6 separate regions of the Homo sapiens genome follow, and all the other regions are linked to region 1. Evidence: chromatin contacts called from ENCODE Hi-C or POLR2A ChIA-PET data. All regions are on one chromosome and are shown on one strand. Each heading gives the region's core, a stretch centred on a gene start or an enhancer-like site at or near the end of the contact. The rest is flanking DNA. Distances are from core to core; before and after follow the strand shown. Region 1 holds the start of PHYH (phytanoyl-CoA 2-hydroxylase). Region 2 overlaps NMT2 (N-myristoyltransferase 2). Region 3 holds the start of MSANTD7 (Myb/SANT DNA binding domain containing 7). Region 4 holds the start of UPF2 (UPF2 regulator of nonsense mediated mRNA decay). Region 5 holds the start of DHTKD1 (dehydrogenase E1 and transketolase domain containing 1). Region 6 has its middle 68 kb from the start of CDC123.

Region 1 (3,515 bases), core at 371-2,870:
TAATCCTAGCACTTTGGGAGGCCGAGGCGGATGGATCACCTGAGGTCGGGATTTCGAGACCAGCCTGACCAATATGGTGAAACCCCATCTCTACTAAAAATACAAAAATTAGCCAGGCGTGGTGGCGTTCATTTGTAATCCCAGCTACTGGAGAGGCTAAGACAGGAGAATTGCTTGAACCTGGGAGGTGGAGATTGCAGTGAGCTGAGATCAGGCCACTGCATTCCAGCCTGGGCAACAGAGAGAGACTCCATCTCAGAAAAAAAACTACCACCACTACTACTACTACTACTACTACTACTACTACTACTACTACTACTGCTACTACTACTACTACTAATAATAATAATACAAATTACACTTGGGAGGCTGAGGCAGGGGAATGGCTTGAACCTGGGAGGCGGAGGTTGCAGTGGGCCGACATTGCAGAGTGCGGCACTGCACTCCAGCCTGACCACAGAGCAAGACTCCGTCTCAAAAATAATAATAATAATAATAATAATAATAATAATAATAATAATAACAACAATAACAACAACAACATAAATTCGCCTGGCATCGTGGCGCAACCCTGTAGTCCCAACTACTTAGGAGGCTGAGGTGGAAGGATCTCTTGAGCCCAGGAGTGAGCCGAGATCGTACCACTACTGCACTCCAGCCTGGGTGACAGAGTGAGGCCCTGTTTCAAAAAAAAAAAAAAACCAAAAAAGCAAAACCCTAGAAATTCCTTTTAAAGATCTCCTTTCTATCCGGTAACTGCAGAGAGTTGACATAGAATTGCATTGTTTCTTTAGCTTAATCGGTTACTTTCGGAATGTCACTCTCATCAATTAACATGTTATCCTTTCTTTCTCTCTGTTTCTCTCTTTTGGAACGCACTGGCCATCACGGCTCACTGTAACCCTGGACTCCTGGCCTTGGCCCCCAGAAGAGCCGAGACAACAGGCAAGGCGTGTGCCGCCGCGCCAGTCCTCACCCGCTGTCCTTCCCCAAATAGTGTCTTTATATAACTCAGTGGCAATGCCGTAGTCCAGCAGGGAGGCCGCCCTGGGCAGCGCCTGCCTGGCCAGCTCCTGCCCGGGAGGGCACCGTCCTCTCCCCTCCGGAGAGGTCCCGGTCACTGCCTGCCTGGGCCGGTTCCAGGCAGCCCTGCGCGCCTGTGCACCGTGCGCCTGTGATTGGACATCTCTGGGTCTCTGGACAGCTGCCGGGGTCACGCGCCGCCGGTGAAACGACGTCTCCACAAAGAGAGGAGCAGAGGCCCCCAGGGATCCCGGAGGGCAGGGCAACGCGGCAATTGCCCCGACCCCAGGGCGGCCGCGCGTGTCCTCGGGGGACGCAGCCTCTTCCCCGCTCCCCGGCTCCTGGAAGAGACGCGACCCAGGCGGGGACGCGGCGCTGAGCGAGGAGGCGCTGGGGCTGCGAAGCGTGCGACCCCGAGGCCTCCACCCGGACCAGGGCCACCACTCAGGCGGCGGCGCCGGCGCCGGATCCAGCCCGAGCCCCGCGCAGCCCAAAGGATACGACAGCCCCGGCCGAGGGGCGGCCGAGGTGGCCCAGAACAATCTGCAGACGGGCGGCGGCGCGAAGCTGCTCCATGGCTGCGGCGCGGGGAACCCCCACCCCTCCCGGCCTCTGCCCCATTTAGCCCAGCGGGCGGCTCCGCCTCCAGGCGCCGCCCCGGACTGGACGTAAGCGGGATTCCGGGCGGTGCCAGCTCGCGGGCCGGGCTGCTGGGGAGCCCTAGTCCGCTAGAGTCCGCGCGCCGGGCAACCGCCCGGGGCTGAAGTCCTCCCCACACCATGATCCTTCCGTCCTTTATTTTCTTTCTTTTTAAAAAGAAACAAGATCTTGCTCTGTCGCCCAGGCTGGAGTGCAGTGCGCGATCATAGCTCACTGCAGCCTTGAACTCTTGGGCTAATTTTTATTTTTTGTAGAGATGGGGTCTCGCTACGTTGCCCAGGTGGGTCTCAAACTCCCCCCGCCTCCCGTCTCGACCTCCCAAAGTGCTGGGACTACAGGCGTGAGTCATTACCCCTGCCCCGCACCCTGTTTCTGTTCCATCACCAGGACCCTCCCTGCCGCACCGAAGCTCGGGGGCCCAGTGACCAGGCCGAGGTCACACAGTGACAAGTGGCTGGGCTGGGACCTCACTCACTCTCCTAACGTCATGGCTTCCATCTGTTTAACCCTACGTGACTGCTCCTTCCACTGACAGCTGAAAGAATAAAATCTCCGATTTAAACAAAAAGTTTGCCGGGCGCGGTGGCTCACGCCTGTAATCCCAGCACTTTGGGAGGCCAAGGCAGGCGGATCACGGGGTCAGGAGTTCGAGACCAGCCTGGCCAACTTGGTGAAAACCCGTCTCTACTAAAGATACAAAAATTAGCTGAGTGTTGTGGCGCACGCCTGTAATCCCAGCTACTGGGGAGGCTGAGGCAAGAGAATCACTTGCAACCGGGAGGCGGAGGATGCAGTCAGCGAGATGGCGCCACTGCATTCCAGCCTGGGTGACAGGGCAAGACTCCGTCTCTAAACAAACAAACAAACAAACAAACAGGTTTTTAGCCGGGTGCGGTGGCTCACGCCCGTAACTCCAACACTTTGGGAGGCCGAGGCAGGAGGATCGCTTGAGCTCAGGATCGCTATAGATCGAAAGCAGCCTGGGTAACATAGTGAGAACACCTGATCTACAAAAAAATTAGCCGGGCGTCGTGGCGGGCGCCTGTAGTCCCAGCTACTCAGGAGGCTGAGGCAGGAGAACGGTGTAAACCCAGGAGGCGGACCTTGCAGTGAGCGAGATGGCGCCACCGCACTCCAGCCTGGGCGACAGAGCAAGACTCCGTCTCAAAAAAAATAAAAAATAAATCAATAAATTAAATAAATAAAAATTCCAGACATTGTATGAGGAAGCATTGCAAAACTTTCTGTTCTGTTAGCTGTTGCCTGTAGCCCCCAGTCATGTTCCCCACGCTTGCTCGATCTCTCACTAAACTTTCACGTAGACCCTTAGAGTTACAAGCCCTTAAAAGGGCCAAGAATTTCTTTTTCAGGGACCTCGGTTGCAAGTCTGCCGAAGTTCCCGGCCTAATACAGCCCTTCTTTAATCCGGTGTCTGAGTTTTGTCTGCGGCTCGTCCTGCTGCAGGAGGATCACCTGAGCCCGGGAGTTTGAAGTTGCAGTGAGCCCAGATCGTGCCTCTGCACTCCAGCCTGGGCGACAGAGTGAGGCCATGTCCAAAAAACACAAAAACAAAAAACAAACAAAACTCCAAAACATCAATGAAGTTTTGAAAATAAAAATAAAAAAATAAAAATGCTAAGATGCATCCCTAAAAGTCATATGTGCCATTCAAAAGGGGTATTTCATTTAGTGGGACTCCAGCCCAAAATATTAGAAAGTTCGGTTGGTCATAAAAAAAAAAAAAGTGAATAAAATAAATGACCTCCAGAAAAGTCTGATGCACACAGGCCAGTATGGTGTAAATTTCTTAGATAACTCCAGCATCTCTTTGT
Region 2 (3,515 bases), core at 325-2,824, 1.8 Mb after region 1:
TCCTTCTAGAGCAAAACATTCTTCTGGAGCACAATTCTCATTCATTGAATATCCAACTGTGAAACCACTAAAGGAACTGCCCAGCAGATCGCCTTAAAGCAGCAGTTCTCAAATATTTTGGTCTTGGGACCCTTTTACACTCTTTTTTTTTTTTGAGATGGAGTCTTACTCTGTCGCCCAGGCTGGAGTGCAGTGGTGTGATCTCAGCTCACTGCAACCTCTGCTTCCCGGGTTCAAGTGATTTGATCCTGCCTCAGCTTCCCAAGTAGCTAGGATTACAAGCACGTGCCACCACGCCCAGCTAATTTTTTGTATTTTTAGTAGAGATGCAGTTTTATCGTACTAGCCAGGATGGTCTCGATCTCCTGACCTTGTGATCTGCCCACCTCGGTCTCCCAAAGTGCTGGGATTACAGGCATGGGCCACTGCACCTGGCCTACGCTGTTAATAATGATTGAGTACCTCCAAAGAGCTTTGCTTATGTGGGTTATGCATATCCACACTTATCGCATTAGAAATCAAAACTGAGAACATTTTTAAACAAAAGACTACAGAAATACACATGCCACATGGCCTCTGGAAGACTTCACAGTATACTCAGACGAGAATGAAAGTGAAAAAATTACATACTAGTGTTATTATGAAAATAGTTAAAAAAAAAAAATGACTGCATAGATTCAAAGATCTTGGGGGACTTCCAGAGGTCCCTGGGCCACACTTTGAGAACTGCTATCTTAGGTCTCTAAAGGTTAGAAAAATAAGTAGCAGAATTTAGACAAGCAATATGTTGCCTAAATTCAGGTAAAAAGTATCATAAGTTTGGCAACTTATAAGCATTTTGAACAAATTTTTATAGAAGCATTAAAGCATAAGAGCACACCAGGATGTACCAGCTATAAAAAACAGAAAGTCCTAGAAAACAGGGTAAGAATATTTACATTTGCTGACTAATAGCTAAAATAATCTGTGTAAGAATGAAATACTGCCAGGCACGGTGGCTCACACCTGTAATCTCAGCACTTTGGGAGGCTGAGGCAGGCGGATCACAAGGTCAAGAGATCGAGACCATCCTGGCCAACATGGACTAAAATACAAAAATTAGCTGGGTGTGGTGGCACGTGGCTGTAGTCCCAGCTACTCAGGAGGCTGAGGCAGGAGAATTGCTTGCATCCAGGAGGCGGGGGTTGCAGTGAGCCAAGATCGCATCACTGCACTCCAGCCTGGCGACAAAGCGAGACTTCGTCTCACAGAAAAAAAAAAAAAAAAAAAAAAAAGAAATAACTTTTGAAAAGCAAAACAAACACTCAAATTATAACTATTGTCCTCAGAAAGAACCAGGAAGGCTATTGGGCTTACATTAAAATGGCTAGCTTCCGTATAATGGAATAGTGAAGCGGTCATGTTTTCTGAGAGTTCAATAAAATGCAGAGAATCATTTCCAGTAAATAAGAAAAATCTCAGTTTCATAAGCAAACTCTGTATCTGAATCAGATATCCTTTCCCATGGCCCAACTAATATGCATGATTCATGGGCCTCTACGTAGATTGAAATCTGTGTAAAATCTGCTTATAAGTACATAAGGAAATGAAGCTCAGAGCTCTATTAAAAAACAGTAGTGTTGTTATCTGTCAAGTTGTGGTACAAACCGTTTGAGAGCCAAGATTCCAGAGAAGAGATGTAAGCAATGATTATGGTTATTTATATGATTCAAAAAGGAGCAAACAGAATGCTAACCACTAAAAAAACCATCTAATGCCACTAAATATAGAACACCTTATATGCCTCGACATGTCTAAGCAAGCACACCCTCCTTGCAGCACAGTGCTAAGACCTTAGTGGATCATTCTCTGACTTCTGCTTTTTATCAACATCAAATTACCTTTCAGCTCATTGACACAGATGCGCAAAATCGAACTTGGAAATACTCAACACCAGATCAAAAAAACAAAACAAAATAAAATCTCCCCAAACACTGAAAGGGTAGGGAGGCATCGTAAGGCGTGTTTCTTGGGGAAACCTTAGTATTTTAGGTAACAGTTGTGAATGGCGCAGGCCCTGCGACAGCTCTGCTTCTGGCCAGCAGACTCTGAGCAAGTCAATCTGTGTTCTCATGGCCCCTTCTGTGCTATGGGGATAAGGACCCATCCTCCTGTGGCTGTTGTGATTAGTAAATGAGACTACGGCTGTTAAATGTCGAGCATAACGCCGGCCACAATAAATGTTAGCTCCTATATTCAAAAGTCCATGAAAAAGACAGAAAGCTGGCACTCCTACAAGCAAAAAGAGTAACAATGAAGCAGAAAATGAGATTGATCTATACAGCAAAAGCTGTATTCCATAAGTTTGCTTTTACGCTGAATGGTACAAAAATGTTCTTAAATAACTTGACTGCTAGCAGTGGTATCACCCATCTGGGCCCATAGGAGAGGAAGGGGCATCCGGTGTATGCAGTTCTGTCCAGTTTAACTCAAGAGGCAGACACCCAAGGGACTGCTGCCAGCACCTTCCAATTTCATAATATCTGTACTTTAATCTCTCTTTTATTCTATTAATTTACTCTTTATTTTCCTTTCCTTTCCTATGACTTAAAAGGGGGAAAGGAGACTGGGGCAAGCCAATGAGAACTGTTTGCATCTTGACAATCGTCCTTTTCTGCCTTGATTTATGCTGTACTCACAGTGAGACATTCAGTGGGGCTGAGCCATGGTGTCCCCATAGTGGGTAATGTTAGAGGGGATGGCAGAGGCAGAGGGAGCTAACAGGGAAACATGGAGGTCTGGGGCCTGCATCCCAAGCCCTCCACTTGGTGATATTAACACATCCTCGCCTAAGTGCCAACTGTCACATACCTCAGTTTCTTCATCTGTAAAATGGGGATAAGAAGTACTAACTTCAAAAGGTTGCTGTGAGAATAAATTGAATAATGTATTTGAAAGCACTTCATAACCTTCAATTTATGGGTGGGGGAAAGGCAGTCACTATCACAGCACGACTGGAACAGGACTGCTACCAGGAACCCAGGTTCACTGGAAGTAAGATGCCACAGTCTGGTTTCATAATACACGCCTATACCCAGGAGAAGATTGACTCTTGTACAAAAATATTAAGGCTGATGAATGGAGTCAAGTCAAAAATAGCTTTAGCACTTTAAGAAAATCATTGTGAGTAAACCAATGGTATGTGCTAAAACTCCTTATTCTTCACTCCATTGTAGGCAACCTACATGTAAGTGTGTCTTTTCCTTGTACATAAGCTAGGCTGCTTGAGGTTCAAGAAACTGAAATTTGGAGAGACCAAAGTGGAACAGCATTTGCCCATAGTGAAAAAAAGAGGCATTTTTGAAGTTTGTATGTATGTATGTATGTATGTACGTATGTATTTAGTTATTTATTTAGTTATTTATGAGATGGAGTCTCGCTCTGTGGCCAGGCTGGAGTGCAATGGCGTGATCTCAGCTCACTGCAACCTGTGCCTCCTAGGTTCAAGCGATTCTCCTGCCTCAGCCTCCCTAGTA
Region 3 (3,515 bases), core at 398-2,897, 1.5 Mb after region 1:
CTGTGGCTCACGCCTGTAATCCCAGCACTTTGGGAGGCTGAGGCGGGCCGATCACCTGAGGCCAGGAGTTCAAGACCAGTCTGGCCAACATGGTGAAACTGCATCTCTATTAAAAATATAAAAATTAGTCAGGCGTGGTGGTGGTGCCTTTAGTACCAGCTACTTGGGAGGCTGAGGCAGGAGAATCGCTGGAACCCGATGATGGAGGCTGCAGTGAGCCAAGATTGTGCCACTGTACTCCGGCCTGGGCAACACAGTGAGACTGTCTCAAAACAAAAACAAAAACAAAAAACAAAACAACAAAACAAACAAAAACACAACTTTAGTACGACTATACCCATCCATTCACTCAACATATATGATGAACCTACAATTTCCTGTTCACTAGGGATATATTTTCCAGCTGAGGGCATATACATTTAAACTAATTATTTTCAGTAAAACATGGAGTGAGCGCTACAGGAGTCCAGAAGGAAGGGGCTAGCATAGCCACTTACCTTCTTTGCCTTTGCTAACAGATCTCTAAAGTGAAGTACGCTGATTTTGCAAAAACCAAAGTCTCAGAGCTAGGGGACTTGGTGGGATACAGACTCACGTATTCTGACTGCGAGTTCACAGCTGAGATACCGTGAACAAAAAGGAACCACTCTTTTGTATTCCTCTCTTTCCCAAGGAGTCAGTGTACTCCTTTGCAAAGCAATTTTCACCTACAGAGTCCTAACAAATATTAGCTATGTCCTCTGATTTAAGCTACTCAACTCAATGCCATGTTTTGTTTTCCTTTGGGGAGTCACCAACTAGCTTGGACTTGAAAGACGTCTTCTGTGCAAGGGGAGGCAAATCTTGCTGGTTGGAAGCAGCAGAATCAATCTGGCGCCAGTATCATCTGAATCTAGCATTCTTTGCACAAACTCTAATCCAAATACAAACCCACCAGCTTTTACTGCTGAAGTTTAATATTCACAGCAAAACCACAACGTGGCCTCACGTTACCACCAGGCCCGGCTTGAGCTTTTTACTCGAGCTGGGCTTGGGCGATCTAAAACGAGGGACAGGGCCTGCATTTCCTGGGCGGAATGTTATTTATAGCCAGGGCCAGGAGAAGCCAAAGCCGACAGCTGCTGCGCCGCAGCGCGGGGCCGCCGCCATGCAAGCAGTTGTCACACCGCTCACCTTCACAGTCGGCCCCTGGCCGCCCCCCGGCCTCCTGGCCCTGCGTCAGCACCGGGTGAGAGACCAAAAGCCCGGCGCAAAAGGCCACCACAGCAACTGGGCTCGCGCACCACATGCTGGGCCAGCAGCTTCAATCGCCTCCGCCACCCGCGCCCACCGCCCACCAAGCTGCCAAAGCGAGCTGAGCAGAATTCGAGGTTGGAAAGAATCTGCCAGTAGTTGCCAGGACAAATGACGCAACTGAACACAGAGTTTCCATTGGCTCTCAAGGAAGGGATAGGAAGGGGGCGGAGTGTAGGAGCCTTTTCCCGTCCCTCCCCGGTTGCGCGTGCGCACTGTGCAGTTTCCGCGGAGCGCAGAGACGCGCTGAAGCTACTCGCGGACTGCGCGTGAAGAAAGGCGGAACCTTCACGCTGATTGGCGGCGACGCGGGAGGCTGTAGCGGCCGACCGGACGCAGGGGGCTGGCGGGAACGTGAAGCTCCGCGGTGCCTGATGGGGCCGTTGGGCGGCCGGTAGCTGTTGCTGTTGGGGGACCCCCTCATTCCTGCCGCTGCCGTCCCTGCTGCCTCATGGCGGCCATCGGAGTTCACCTGGGCTGCACCTCAGCCTGTGTGGCCGTCTATAAGGTGAGGGGCTGCGGAGCTGGGCTAGGGCTTCATGACGGCCACCCGGTTTTCTGGCGCTGGGTCATCCACAGGCTTGAGAGCGGCGTGTCGCCGGCCTAGGGATGTCGTGGAGTGGCGTTGCCGCGAGGACACTCCGGAGCGAAGGGCCGGGCAGGCCCGGCCTCGCGCCTGGCGATTCCTCCGGAAAGTCGTCTACTCCGCGGCGGAGGCTCGCGGCGATGTAGACGCGCGGGGTCCCAGGGCGTCATGGCGGCGGGATGCCCGGAGGGGTCCCAGGGACGACGTAGCTGCAGGGTGCCCGGGGGGGTCCCGGAGACAGCGGGGCCGCTGGGTGTCCCGGGGGGTCCCGGGGACGGCGGGGCTGCGAGCATTTTGGGGGAGGTCACGGGGACGTCCTGGCCTCTGGATGCCGGAAGGGGTCTCGCTGACGTCAGGGCCTCAGGATTCCCGCGGGTGGGAGGTCCTGGGAAAGTTGTGGCCGCGAGGTACTTGGAGGCGGTGGTCTCTGGGACAGCAGGGCCGCAGAACGCGCTGAGCTGGGCCCGAACGTCTAGGTCCCGGAGGGGCGGGGAGGCTGCAGTCGAGCTGGGGCTGATGGTCCCGCAAAGCTGCCTGGCTGTGAAGCCAGTTGATGGTGCGTGGTCTACAGAGGTGGCCTTTCTGGAAGTGAGAGCCTGACAGGACTTGTGGCCTTTCTCTCATCAGTGGGGAGGCAGAAGAAACGATAATCATGAACTCCGTTGCCACTAGTCCCGCGTTTAAATGTCAAATGACTTGTTAGGAAAAGCCAAAGGGAATAATACTACTTCATTTGTAGAAATGGGAAGAAAGGGGCCCAGCGCGGTGGCTTACGCCTGTAATCCCAGCACTTTGGGAAGCCGAGGCAGGCGGATCACGTGAGGTTAGGAGTTCTAGACCAGCCTGGCTAACATGGTGAAACCCCGCCTCTACTAAAAATACTAAAAATTAGCCGGGAACGCCTGTAATCCCAGCTGCTCAGGAGGCTGAGGCATGAGAATGGCTTGAACCCGGGAGGCGGAAGTTGCAGTGAGCCGAGATCTGGCACTGCAGTCTGCACTCCAGCCTGGGCCACGGAGCAAGACTCCGTGTCCAAAAAAAAAAAAAAAAGAAATGGTAATGGTAAGAAGGAAGAGAGGTAGGAAAGGTAACGTAATAATAGCCTTCGTTTTGTGTGTAGAAAGGTTGTTATTACTTTTGATTCAATTGTTGACTTTGCAGAGCAGACTGAAAACATGAGGCAGTTCTTCATGGAATTATAGGCTTTCTATGAAAACGAGGAAATTAAATGGTAATTAAATTTGCAAGTTTAAAATATTGAGATAGCAGTTTTTCTTTCCACACAGATGGCAAAGTAACACTGGTGCACAAATGCACACGTCTGAATACGTCTAATGAGACTATGTATTTCGTGTTTTTTTCTCTAGGATGGCCGGGCTGGTGTGGTTGCAAATGATGCCGGTGACCGAGTTACTCCAGCTGTTGTTGCTTACTCAGAAAATGAAGAGGTACTAGTCCCCCCATTTTTGTACTTCTGAAATAATTTAAAATTACATACATTGTAATATATATATATATATATTATTTTTTTTTTCAGATTGTTGGATTGGCAGCAAAACAAAGTAGAATAAGAAATATTTCAAATACAGTAATGAAAGTAAAGCAGATCCTGGGCAGAAGGTATGGAATCAAATGA
Region 4 (3,515 bases), core at 358-2,857, 1.3 Mb before region 1:
TCATCTAAAGTGTTTCCAAAAGTTTTTCAAGTCCAAATACAATTTTAAATAGGTCCTTTCTCAAGATAGTGAGGAGAAAAAGTCGTGATCTTTTCACTGGAATCCGATTAGCTGTTACAAATTAGTTTGCTGAATACAATTATATTCAGACTACCCTTAAAAGGAAACCATGCTTTAAAACCACCTTCCTAGCTCCCAAAATAGTGTCCTGTCACTTGAACTGTATATTTTATTTGGTATTCTAAATACATTCTGAACTTCCAAAAGAAAGTAAAACTAATTTACTAGAAGTACCAATGGAGTGTATTGGGGGGAAGAGGGCACAAAAGGGGGTGTTTCCCTTTTAAAGACATTCCCTTGCAAAGTACCATATGGATTATGTATGAAATCCCAATCAGAGTGCTCCGAAAACACTCCAGTATGAGAGAATGCGGTTTTACCTTTCAATTCTCTTATTCAAAATGCTGTCAGGACAGAACAGCACAGGAACACTATCTCCCAGTTTCTGACTTTATTTTTTAAAGAACATCCTTAGTATAAAGGACGTATTAAGAACTGTTAGAAATTGTACCAGCTCACAAATGAGGAGACTGACGATGTTAAGGAACACCTAAGAACTATGGAAATGAGATAAAGCGTCAGCGAGGGTTTCACTTTGATCTGATGCATCGTTTCGTGTCGTGTAAGTCCTCTAAGATGAGCAAGAGAGCTGAAGGTCCGATCACCCCAGCGTGGACCCAGCTGGCTCTGCTCTGCCAACCTGGGGACCAAATATCCTGTGATCACTTCCTTAGTCCAACAGTCCTAGCAAGAAGAGAGTGCTTGGCGCCTTGAAGAGGTGAAGGTAAAGTGAAGAATCAACCAGCCTATGTGATTAAAAGGAAGTCAACCAAACAGCCCATGCCCACCATCCCCAGATACACCCCAAGCCCCTTCCCCTACACATACCTCTCCTACAAACCCCTGCTCTGGTGGTGTAGGAACCTCTAAACCCACCACACTTCCCCGACACAACTCCCCTTCCCACAGGTATCCACGGTCACCTTCGCGGACCATCGCTGCCCCAACCCCAACTTCTCGCCCCACACTCCCTCGCCACAGAAGCCTTCCCGGCCGGTCTCCCCACTCCGCAGCCTCCCACACACGCGCCCTCCCCACTTTCTCGCCCTCGCTTCCCTCCCGGCTCTCGAGGAGCTTCCCCCGACCTCCCCTCGCTCTCCTCCACGCCCCCGAACACTTTCGCCCCTCCACCGCGGGCTCCCCGCCTCCAGTCTCGAGGCCCGGCCCAGGCATGTGGGGCAGGCACCTCCTCCACCGCCCCCCAAGCATGGCCCGGCCCGGGGGCTCCCGCGTTGATGGGAGCCTCGGAGACAGGGGGTCTGAGGAGAACGACGCCGGACCCGCGGTCCCTCCACTGCTCGCCGACCCCGGAGAGCTGGAGTGTGGAGTCGCCTCTGGGGTCCCCCAGGGAGTAGGAGTCTAGGCCGGTGCCCCCCAGCCCCATTTCCTCCCGATCGTTGGAGCGGAGGGGAAGGAGGATCCCCGGGACTCACCTCGAGCCTGTTGTCAACATTAGCCCCGGGTTTCCCAGCACCAACTCCAGCGCTCGGGCTCTCCCCTCCCCTCCCCCCACCTATCTCGCAGCCGAGGGCCCGCCTTCCCTCAGCTCCCCCTCCTCCCTCCGCCCGCCAGCCCTCCCGCCCGCCACTCACCAGCGCGGCCGGGCTGAGAGTGGGGGCGGGGCGGAAGGAGGCGAGAGGGAAAAGGCCATCCGCGCGACTGCCCGATTAAAAACAGTCCTGATCGTCTTCCCTGCGGCATGCCGATGCCCTCAGCTTGACTCTGGGGTGGCGGGTCCGGGGCAAAGGCTCATATGAGTGCCATTCACTTAACAGCTCTTTCAAATTCCCCAGTCGATGAGAAGAGCGAATTTTTCAGACTGGCAATACGTAAGGTAGCCACTACCAGCACCTCAAACCAGGGCCCCAGCGGAGGGGTGGAGTGTTCCGAGGACCCGAGGCAGGAAGTGGATTGGTCGCCAGGAAAGGGAAAGCGCCTGAATTGGAGCTGCGCAGGCGCAGGCGCTTCGCGGGGGATGGGGGTGGGAAGCGCGAATGGGGCGGGGCGGAGCTCACGGGAGGCGAGGAAGTGTGGTGGAATAGTGGGAGGGTTACGGAGCGCCATTAAGGACAAGCCCGGCCACGTGATTCTCCTGGGCGTTTCCTGGTGCGAACCTAAGGAAGAGGTCTAAGAAGAGAAAGTTTGATTGGACTAATTCGAGGGGAGACGTTGAAGATTTAGAAAATTGGAAACTGGAGAAACTAAACCATATGGCTGGTTTGGGAGGTGGGAGTCGCTTAGGAATGGGTCTAGTCTTAAGAATGCCCTAAAAGACATCGAAAGTCCTGCGGGGGGATTTCCAGAAGCACTTCTAGGTGTTCGACGTAAAAACCACCCAGGGCGAAGAAGAATCAAGGCTTTTTCCATACACTTCTTAGAAAGTACCTGGTTCTAGCAAGCAAACTTTTAAAAATTACAGTGGCAAGACTTCCCTGAGTTATCAAATCACCCATTTTAAAAAAAAAATGGCTAGCGTCGACATTTCTTCTGAATGCGAACCCAGGCCGACTTTCAAAAATGGGTATCAGTTTATCCACACTGCTTATTTCCTCCTGAATTGCTGAAATGGTGCATCTGGCCTCGAAACAGTACTGGGTTCTGCCAACATGATCCGAGTAGGTGGCTCTGGCTGGTCCGGAGCTAGAGGAACAAGGGTGCGAAACTGGTCTTGACGTTTGCTTGACTTGAGGGGGCCCCACCTGGTGCCCAAGCCCACGTAATGAACTACTACCAACCACAAATACTTGAGGCAAGTCCAGGTTCCCTATGACTCAACCTTTGCCCATTTGCCTCTATTTACTGTTTGCTTCCCCATTTACTCTTAGCACGCAAATTATCCTCTCATACTGAGTGTTGCTGCTTCCTGTATTTAAAAATATATATTTTTTATACACTACACATAGGTCAGTCATTTAAAGGATAGTGAAAGAGAAAGATGAAGGCCGGGCACGGTGGCTCACGCCTGTAATCCCAGCACTTTGGGAAGCCGAGGCGGGCGGATCACAAGGTCAGGAGTTCGAGACCATCCTGCCTAACACGGTGAAACCCCGTCTCTACTAAAAATACAAAAAAAATTAGCCGGCCGTGGTGGCACGTGCCTGTAGTTCCAGCTACTCCGGAGGCTGAAGCAGGAGAATGGCGTGAACCGGGAAGGCAGAGCTTGCAGTGAGCCGAGTTTGCGCCACTGCACTCCAGCCTGGGCGACAGAGGGAGACTCCGTCTCAAAAAAAAAAAAGAGAAAGATGAATACTGCTATTCTGCAGCATTGATAAACAATTATGAGAACTGCCCCAAATACCATATTGGTGATAGCCACCCACGCTTCTCTTCAAGGTTTCCTTTTCCCATTTCATGGGATTACCTTAAGAAGCTTTACTTCTGGCTGGTGCGGTGCC
Region 5 (3,515 bases), core at 332-2,831, 1.2 Mb before region 1:
TAAGGGCAGAAACTGTGCCTTATTAATCTTTGTAACCCAGCAGAGTGCTTTATGAGTGTACTGGTTGAATGAGTAAGAAGGAGGATGTCTTGGGCTTGTATGTATAATATTCCTAGGAGTTTGGGGTATAGCTGCACAGCTTACTGGAACGAAGGATGACTAACCAGGTAAGGATGCAGACTCTCTCTCCTACCATACTGGCAAAGTTAAAAGTAAGCCACAGAAAAAAAATCATTTGGGAAACTCACTCAGAGACAGACCAACTAATCGTTCATGTCCAGTTTCTTTTGACTCTTATCCCTTTCTTCCCTGCTCCCTTTACCCTATTTCCTTCTTTCTCTCTTAATGTTTTTTGTTTGTTTGTGAGACAGAGTCTCGCTCTGTCGCCCAGGCTGGAGTGCAGTGGGCACGATCTTGGCTCACTGCAACCTCTGCCTCCAGGGTTTAAGCGATTCTTCTGCCTCAGCCTCCCGAGTAGCTGGGACTACAGGCACCCGCCACCACACTCGGCTAATTTTTGTATTTTTAGTAGAGACGGGGTTTCACCATAGTAGCCATGATGGTCTCGAACTCCTGACTTCGTGATCCGCCCTCCTTGGCCTCCCAGAGGGCCTCCCAGAGTGTTGGGATTACAGGCATGAGCCACTGCAGCCTGTTTTGTTTTTTTTTTTTTGTTCGTTTGTTTGTTTGTTTTTGTTCTGTTTTTTTTGAGACGGAGTTTCGCTCTTGTTGCCCAGGCTGGAGTGCAATGGCGCCATCTCAACTCACCGCAACCTCCACCTCCCGGGTTCCAGCGATTTTCCTGTCTCAGCCTCCCGAGTAGCTGGGACCACAGGCACCCACCACTACGCCTGGCTAATTTTGTATTTTTAGTAGAGACGAGGTTTCTCCACGTTGGTAAGACTGGTCTCGAACCCCCGACCTCAGGTGATCCGCCCGCCTCGGCCTCCCAAAGTGCTGGGATTACAGGCGTGAACCACCGCGCCCGACCTAATTTTTGTATTTTTAGTAGAGATGGGTTTTCGCCATGTTGGACAGGTTGGTCTCAAACTCCTGACCTCAGATGATCCTCCCGCTGTGGCCCCCCAAAGTGTTAGGATTACAGGCGTGAGCCACCGCGCCCGGCCTCTGTTAATGTTTCTTAAGAAAACAAAAAAATTAGGGGTATTGATTTTGTAGCTGCGCTAAGTAACCTTTGCTTTTTGCGTCCCTTGGTCTCAGTCCTAGCCATTTCCTATCCACCCTGTGGCTAATTTGTCCTTTCTGTAACAGACACCCTAGACTGTGTCTATGCGGTTGGGCAGAGGCGTGATGGGTAAACACTCCTGGCGGGAGACTACAGGCGCTGCAGCTACATCCTGTTTCGTACTGGGAGCAGGTGCCGCCCCGCGGAACACTTACTTGCCCCGCCCTGCGGTGGAGCAGGGCGGTCTCAGCCGCCGGAACCGCCCTGGAAGCCCGCCCCAATCCTGGGCGTCGCTTCGCTGTGAGTGCCGCTGCCACGGATTGGCTTCCAGGGTCCGGCCCGTCGGCCAATCAGGCGCGGGGGCGTTGTCTGGGGGCGGGGCTCCGGCCGCCTCTGACGAGTCCCGGATTTACCAGGGCCGGTGGGATCCCCTCGGGCTCCCGCCTTAGCATGCTGGCCGGGACATCTGGTGAACATGGCCTCTGCTACTGCGGCAGCAGCACGACGGGGCCTCGGCCGGGCTCTCCCTCTCTTCTGGCGTGGCTACCAGACCGAGCGGGGCGTTTACGGCTACCGGCCGAGGAAGCCCGAGAGCCGCGAGCCCCAGGGCGCCCTGGAGCGCCCCCCAGGTCGGGGATGGGGCCCGGGCGGTGGGAGCGGGGGCTGGGACGCAGAAGCCTCCCCTGGCCGATTTGCGGTGGGGTGTCGGGGTCGGGGAACCGGCTGCCGGCCTGAACGCGCGGCCGGTGGGGAGGAGGGGGAGGTGAGGGGAGCAGAGGGTAGGTGTGGGTGCTCAGTGTTGGGGTCATCCCCCGTCCATCCTCTGTAACTGAGGATCTTTGAGGTCCACGCTTGGGTGGTCTTCCCATCTTGCTGGTCCGGACCTGGTTTCGGAAGGGCTTTTCTTTCCTTTGTTGGAAACGTGTGAGAAACTCTTTTTTTCTTTCTCTTTTTGTTTCCTTTTTTTTTTTTTTTTTTTTTTGAGACGGAGTCTCGCTCTGTGGCCCAGGCTGGAGTGCAGTGCTGCGACCACAGCTCCCTGCAGCCTCGAACTCCTGGGCTCAGGCTATCCTTCCACCTCAGCGTCCCGAGTAGCTGGGGACACAGAGGGATGACCACGCCCAGCTTTTTTTTTTTTTTTTTTTTTTTTTTCATTTTTAGTAGAGATGGGGTCCCACCATGTTGCCCAGGCTGGTCTTGAACTCTTGAGCTCAAGCTGATCCTGCAGCCTCGGCCTCCCAATGTGTTGGGATTACAGGCTGAGCCACTGCACCCAGCCTAGAAAACCAGCTCTTTAATGAGGCGGAGCTGTGGGAGAAGTAAAGTTTTAAGGTCTCCCAAGGATACATTTCCAGGACCATCTCTGAGGCTTCTTTTATGTGAGCAGGTGGGGGGGTCCAAGACTGCATTGCTTGGGAGAAGTGGGCAGTTAGTTCCAGTCTTGGAAGACAGCATGATATTTATTATGTATTTGTCTCCTTGTAGCTAGTCTGTTACTTTAATTTCAGAGTTTAACTCTTAACTCTGCTGAATTTGGAACTATGTGCTGGTGGGGTTTCTTTCTTTTCCTTTTAGCCACTCTATTGACACCTTGATATGTGCTGGTGGTTTTAATGAATTAACAGTCATGAATATCAGCTTTTGGAACTTCTGTTGCATGCTCATTTGCGAGACTAATTTTGAGTATTTGGTTTACGCTCCAAAATTATTGTATCATTATTTATCCTCACGGAGTAGAAGATAAGTACAGATTGCTTATTAGAGGAAAATCATTTGGCATCTTTGATCTGATCATTAGATTAATGTTGAAGATCCCCTTCGGCATCTGGGCACCTGACCTTGGAATGTTCCATCAATCACACACTAGAACTTCAATATTTTGCTCTTCACTTCGGAGGGCATTTAAAATAAACCTCATATCTCTGTCTCTCTCTCTTTTTTTAATCCTAAAATGGAGTCTGGCTTTGTCGCCCAGGCTGGAGTGCAGTGGCACGATCTTGGCTCACTGCAACCTCTGTCTTCTGGGTTCAAGCGATTGTCCTGCCCCAGTGTTCCGAGTAGCTGGGATTACAGGCACCTGCCACCATGCCCAGCTAATTTTTGTATTTTTAGTAGAGATGGGGTTTCACCATGTTGGCCAGGCTGGTCTTGAACTCCCGACCTGAAGTGATCCACTGGCCTTGGCCTCCTAAAGTGCTGGGATTACAGGCATGAGCCACCGTGCCTGGCCAAGAGGGAACCTCCTTTTTGCAGAGCCGAATTCCCCTTCCTGTCTACTTGCTCATTAGGGAGCTCCAACTTGACCTCATCTTTCTTCTTGGGCCTTCCT
Region 6 (3,515 bases), core at 685-3,184, 1.0 Mb before region 1:
ACTCCAGTGCCACCCCCCACCACTACCCAGCCACAGACCCCAGCTTTGATTTCATAACCACACAACATACAGACTTCACACCACTCCTAACCAGTGTGGTTTACTCTCTAAATTGAACACTAAGATCTACAGATAAGACTGGGGGACTGAAAACAAGGACACCTTTGTCTCAGCCCTGGTTCTGCAGGTACAGTCAATTGTGTGATCTTTTTCCTAAGTAAATGGGACAGCTGCATCGTTTACATTAAGATTCATGCAGACAGCTCTGGTTAATTCTTTCTCAAAATAAAAACAGTTAATAGACAAACCCAAACCTCAGGTTCATTTCAGGTTGTCTGTCTGAAACCAACCTATCCATGACTATGTCTGGAAAAATTCTCTTCCCTTTTAAACCATTCAGACATGAGCTGGTACAACATAGTCTTATGGCTTGAACCTCTAGATGAAGGTTTTTTTTCTCAAAGAAAGAAAAATAATTTTTGTTTTTGTTTTTTGAGCCAGGGTCTAGCTCTGTCGCCCAGGCTAGAATGGAGTGGCACAATCTCGGCTCATTGCAACCTCCACTTACTGAATTCAAGCAATTCTCCTGCCTTAGCCTCCTGAGTAGCTGGGACCAAAGAGGTACACCACGACATCTGGCTAATTTTTGTATTTTTAGTAGAAATGGGGTTTCACCATATTGGCCAGGCTGGTCTCCAACTCCTGACCTCAAGTGATCAGCCATCTTGGCCTCCCAAAGTGCTGGGGTTACAGGCATAAGCCACTGTGCCCGTACATAATTCTCATTTTAAAAAACTTTTTATTTTTTATTTTTGCAGAACTGTCAAACTCCTTCCTCAAATTTTCTTCCTATTTTATGATTGCTGACTTTGGGGTGGGGGAAGTCGCAGTGAATATTTATTAACTGTTAGATCCAATGGAACATGTGTCATGGACTCTTTTTCAACTAAGAAGTGGAAGCTGAAGCTGTCTTTCTTTTTTGATTTTAAAATTTCACCTTTATGTTAGATTGGGAAGTACATGTGCAGGTTTGTGACAAGGGTATATTGCGGGATGCTGAGGTTTAGGGTGTGACTGAAGCCCTCATCCAGGTCGTGAGCACAGTAACCAACAGGTCGTTTTTCACGCCTTCCCCTCTCCCTCCCTCTCCCCTCTGGGAGTCCCCAGTGTCTTGTTCCCCTCCTTCCGCCCATGTGTACCCTATGTTTGGCTGCCACTTAATAAGTGAGAATATGCGGTATTTGGTTTTCCGTTTCTGCGTTAATTTGTTGAGCATAATGCTGTTTTCTTTTTTTTCTTTTAGACAGAGTTTCGCTCTTGTTGCCCAGGCTGAGTGCAGTGGTGCCATCTCAGTTCACTGCAACCTCCACCTCCCGGGTTCAAGCGATTCTCCTGCCTTAGCCTCCCGAGTAGCTGGGATTACAGGCGTGTGCCACCACGCCTGGCTAATTTTTGTATTTTTAGTTGAGATGGGGTTTCATCATATTGGTCAGGCTGGTCTCGAACTCCTGACCTCAGGTGATCCACCTGCCTCGGCCTCCCAAAGTGCTGGGATTACAGGCGTGAGCCACCGCGCCTGGCCATGCTGTTTTCTTAAACTAATCAAAAATAGTCTAAATACTGTACTTCACAGAATTTGTAAGGCTGGAAGAATCGGCCTGTGGCTGCTTCCAGCCTGGGAAAGGGATGGGCCACAAGATGGCGCCGCGCGTGCGGCGGTGAAGGCCGAGGCCGCCAGTGCCAGGTGGATGCCCGCCCTCCCCCAGGCCCTCAGGCCACGAGCAGGGGCGGGGGCACGGCTCACGATGTCATTTACACCGAGACAAAAGCCTAAATTGCTCCCTGTGCTTTCAGTGACCTAGGCCTTCCTCTCGTATTCTCTTTCTCTCGTATTCTCAAGTGTTTCTAGAAATGTGCTCTGGAGACATCCCCAAGCCAGTAGCTCCTCCCTCATTCTGAGAAGGCGGTTTAGTGCAGCTGGTCTCTGAAGGCATTGGGTGTTTTCCCCTCAGCTCCCGAGGGACAGCGTGGGAGGGTGGTGCTCTGGGCCTTCTCTCTACCATGCTTTGTTGTTGTTGATTTGTTTAAGCGCCAAACACTGAGTTTCCTTAATGTACCTGTGGGAAGATCAGTGGCAGAACTAGCAGAGGCTGTGTCCGGGCGCGGTGGCTCGCGCCTGTAATCCCAGCTACTGGGGAGGCTGAGGCAGGAGAATCGCTTGAGCCTGGGAGGTGGAGGTTGCAGTGAGCCGAGATCACACCACTACACTCCAGCATGGGTGACAGAGCGAGACTCCATCTCAAAAAAAAAAAAAAAAAAAAAAAAAAAAAAAAAAAGAACTAGCAACAAGCAAAGGCTGTGTTGCTTATGATACTTATTCCTGACAAAGGAAGGATGAACCTGAACTCTTAAATCTAAGGTGTTACCGGAAAGGGGTCCCGATCTAGACCCCAAGAGACCCTCGCACAAGAAGGAATTCAGGGCGAGTCCATAGAGTAAAGTGAAAGGAAGTTTATTAAGAAAGTAGAGAAATAAAAGAATGGCTACTCCATAGATAGAGTAGCGCAGGGGGCTGCTGGTTGTCCATTTTTATGGTTATTTCTGGATGATACGCTAAACAAGCGGTGGATTATTCATGCCTCCCCTTTTTAGACCATACAGGGTAATTCCTGATGTGGCCTTGGCATTTGTAAACTGTCATAGCGCTGGTGGGAGTGTAGCAGTGAGGACCACCAGAGGACACTGTCCTCGCCATGTTGGTTTTGGCCACTGTTTTACTGCAACCTGTTTTATCAGCAAGGTCTTTATGACCTGTGTTTTGTGCGGATCTCCTATCTTATCCTGTGACTTAGAATGCCTTAACCATCTGGGAATGCAGCCCAGTAGGTCTCAGCCTTATTTTACCCAGCTCCTGTTTAAGATGGAGTTGCTCTGGTTCAAACGCCTCTGACAAAGGGACAGTCATTTCACCTCACACATGAAAGCAAACCTAAAATTTTCTCTATTGGAAGTTCAATCTTGGCTAAGGGCATGATTTAGAAATCAAAGGAGTCTGACCTTCACGTGGTTTTGAACACTTGTGGAAAGGTAGCTGTGGGAAGGGACGTAGCCTTTGTAATGCAAGAGGAGAGAATGGGGTGTGGGGCGTGTGGCCCAGAAATGACACAGAACTCTGACAGCACTGCCCGGTTGCCATGTAGCTAGGTAAATATTTGCAAAGCACCTACTGCTTCTCCGGACTCGGGGCAAGTGTCTACTGGGCATGAAACCATCTCCGTGGGGAAGTGAGCCTTACCCAGTTCTTATCTCCCTCTTGAGGCCAAGTTCACAGAATATGACACAACTTCCAGAGGAAAGGGGGGCCTGCCAGTTCTTATCTTCCTCTCTCAGCTGGCATTGGGACATTTTAGTGGCCAGGACCAATGTGTTATCTGTAGGAGCCCTGAAGAGAAGAGGTGGGCCCAGAGGCTTTTTTTTTTTTTTTTTTTTTTTTTTTTTGAGACAGAGTCTCGTTC

What was found. A loop is a pair of places that touch in the nucleus more often than their neighbours do. ChIA-PET counts read pairs that join two places held with the same protein, here RNA polymerase II (POLR2A). Pooled maps may share reads with other maps.
Region 2: a loop to region 1 is called in a pooled map, with 5 times the contacts of the local background. The contact joins the enhancer-like site here to the promoter of PHYH in region 1. A Hi-C loop is called at or near these places in 1 of 50 pooled maps. POLR2A ChIA-PET finds 5 or more read pairs at or near these places in 2 of 52 experiments (CD4-positive, alpha-beta T cell and activated B cell).
Region 3: a loop to region 1 is called in a map of naive thymus-derived CD4-positive, alpha-beta T cell, with 16 times the contacts of the local background. The contact joins the promoter of MSANTD7 here to the promoter of PHYH in region 1. A Hi-C loop is called at or near these places in 1 of 168 maps with a recorded cell type or tissue (naive thymus-derived CD4-positive, alpha-beta T cell), 1 of 37 single-sample maps with no recorded cell type and 11 of 50 pooled maps. POLR2A ChIA-PET finds 5 or more read pairs at or near these places in 1 of 52 experiments (CD4-positive, alpha-beta T cell).
Region 4: a map of ascending aorta shows a loop between it and region 1 (10-fold over the local background). The contact joins the promoter of UPF2 here to the promoter of PHYH in region 1. A Hi-C loop is called at or near these places in 2 of 168 maps with a recorded cell type or tissue (ascending aorta and naive thymus-derived CD4-positive, alpha-beta T cell) and 17 of 50 pooled maps. POLR2A ChIA-PET finds 5 or more read pairs at or near these places in 2 of 52 experiments (A549 and CD4-positive, alpha-beta T cell).
Region 5: a loop to region 1 is called in a map of CD4-positive, alpha-beta T cell, with 14 times the contacts of the local background. The contact joins the promoter of DHTKD1 here to the promoter of PHYH in region 1. A Hi-C loop is called at or near these places in 3 of 168 maps with a recorded cell type or tissue (B cell, CD4-positive, alpha-beta T cell and naive thymus-derived CD4-positive, alpha-beta T cell) and 11 of 50 pooled maps. POLR2A ChIA-PET finds 5 or more read pairs at or near these places in 3 of 52 experiments (Caco-2, H1 and activated T-cell).
Region 6: a map with no recorded cell type shows a loop between it and region 1 (21-fold over the local background). The contact joins the enhancer-like site here to the promoter of PHYH in region 1. A Hi-C loop is called at or near these places in 1 of 37 single-sample maps with no recorded cell type and 4 of 50 pooled maps. POLR2A ChIA-PET finds 5 or more read pairs at or near these places in 1 of 52 experiments (B cell).

Annotation. Positions count from the first base shown.
Region 1 is chr10:13,298,444-13,301,958 of GRCh38, forward strand. It overlaps PHYH (phytanoyl-CoA 2-hydroxylase), which reads right to left and starts at 1,621. Exons shown (of 9, transcript NM_006214.4): 1 at 1,525-1,621. The coding sequence starts at 1,599. LOC124902377 (a long non-coding RNA gene) reads left to right here and starts at 1,746. Exons shown (of 2, transcript XR_007062056.1): 1 at 1,746-1,963. RefSeq lists enhancers at 611-1,231, 1,808-1,947, 3,323-3,515 and a silencer at 1,208-1,627.
Region 2 is chr10:15,122,282-15,125,796 of GRCh38, forward strand. All of the region lies in intron 8 of NMT2 (N-myristoyltransferase 2), which reads right to left. Among named protein-coding and RNA genes, the nearest start is that of RPP38, 27 kb to the left of the region's middle. RefSeq lists enhancers at 595-774, 1,681-1,820. Within about 2 kb of position 1,575, at least 4 of the 41 ENCODE cell types and tissues checked have a DNase peak (open chromatin) inside an H3K27ac peak, as active enhancers do.
Region 3 is chr10:14,836,659-14,840,173 of GRCh38, forward strand. MSANTD7 (Myb/SANT DNA binding domain containing 7) reads left to right here and starts at 1,648. Exons shown (of 5, transcript NM_001378785.1): 1 at 1,648-1,801; 2 at 3,247-3,327; 3 at 3,417-3,499. CDNF (cerebral dopamine neurotrophic factor) reads right to left here and starts at 1,379. Exons shown (of 4, transcript NM_001029954.3): 1 at 1,174-1,379. The coding sequence starts at 1,288. It overlaps HSPA14 (heat shock protein family A (Hsp70) member 14), which reads left to right and starts at 1,648. Exons shown (of 14, transcript NM_016299.4): 1 at 1,648-1,801; 2 at 3,247-3,327; 3 at 3,417-3,499. The coding sequence starts at 1,745. RefSeq lists a silencer at 1,432-1,541 and an enhancer at 1,692-1,931.
Region 4 is chr10:12,041,202-12,044,716 of GRCh38, forward strand. It overlaps UPF2 (UPF2 regulator of nonsense mediated mRNA decay), which reads right to left and starts at 1,608. Exons shown (of 22, transcript NM_015542.4): 1 at 1,554-1,608. It overlaps LOC105376416 (a long non-coding RNA gene), which reads right to left. Exons shown (of 3, transcript XR_930666.2): 3 at 2,598-2,760. RefSeq lists enhancers at 516-605, 1,776-2,025 and silencers at 1,126-1,175, 1,196-1,335.
Region 5 is chr10:12,067,373-12,070,887 of GRCh38, forward strand. It overlaps DHTKD1 (dehydrogenase E1 and transketolase domain containing 1), which reads left to right and starts at 1,582. Exons shown (of 17, transcript NM_018706.7): 1 at 1,582-1,815. The coding sequence starts at 1,662. RefSeq lists silencers at 1,608-1,657, 1,758-1,917.
Region 6 is chr10:12,262,642-12,266,156 of GRCh38, forward strand. No RefSeq gene overlaps it. Among named protein-coding and RNA genes, the nearest start is that of CDC123, 68 kb to the left of the region's middle. RefSeq lists silencers at 1,049-1,098, 1,669-1,728 and enhancers at 1,536-2,074, 1,949-2,048. Within about 2 kb of position 1,935, at least 24 of the 41 ENCODE cell types and tissues checked have a DNase peak (open chromatin) inside an H3K27ac peak, as active enhancers do; they include B cell, where a contact is called at or near this core.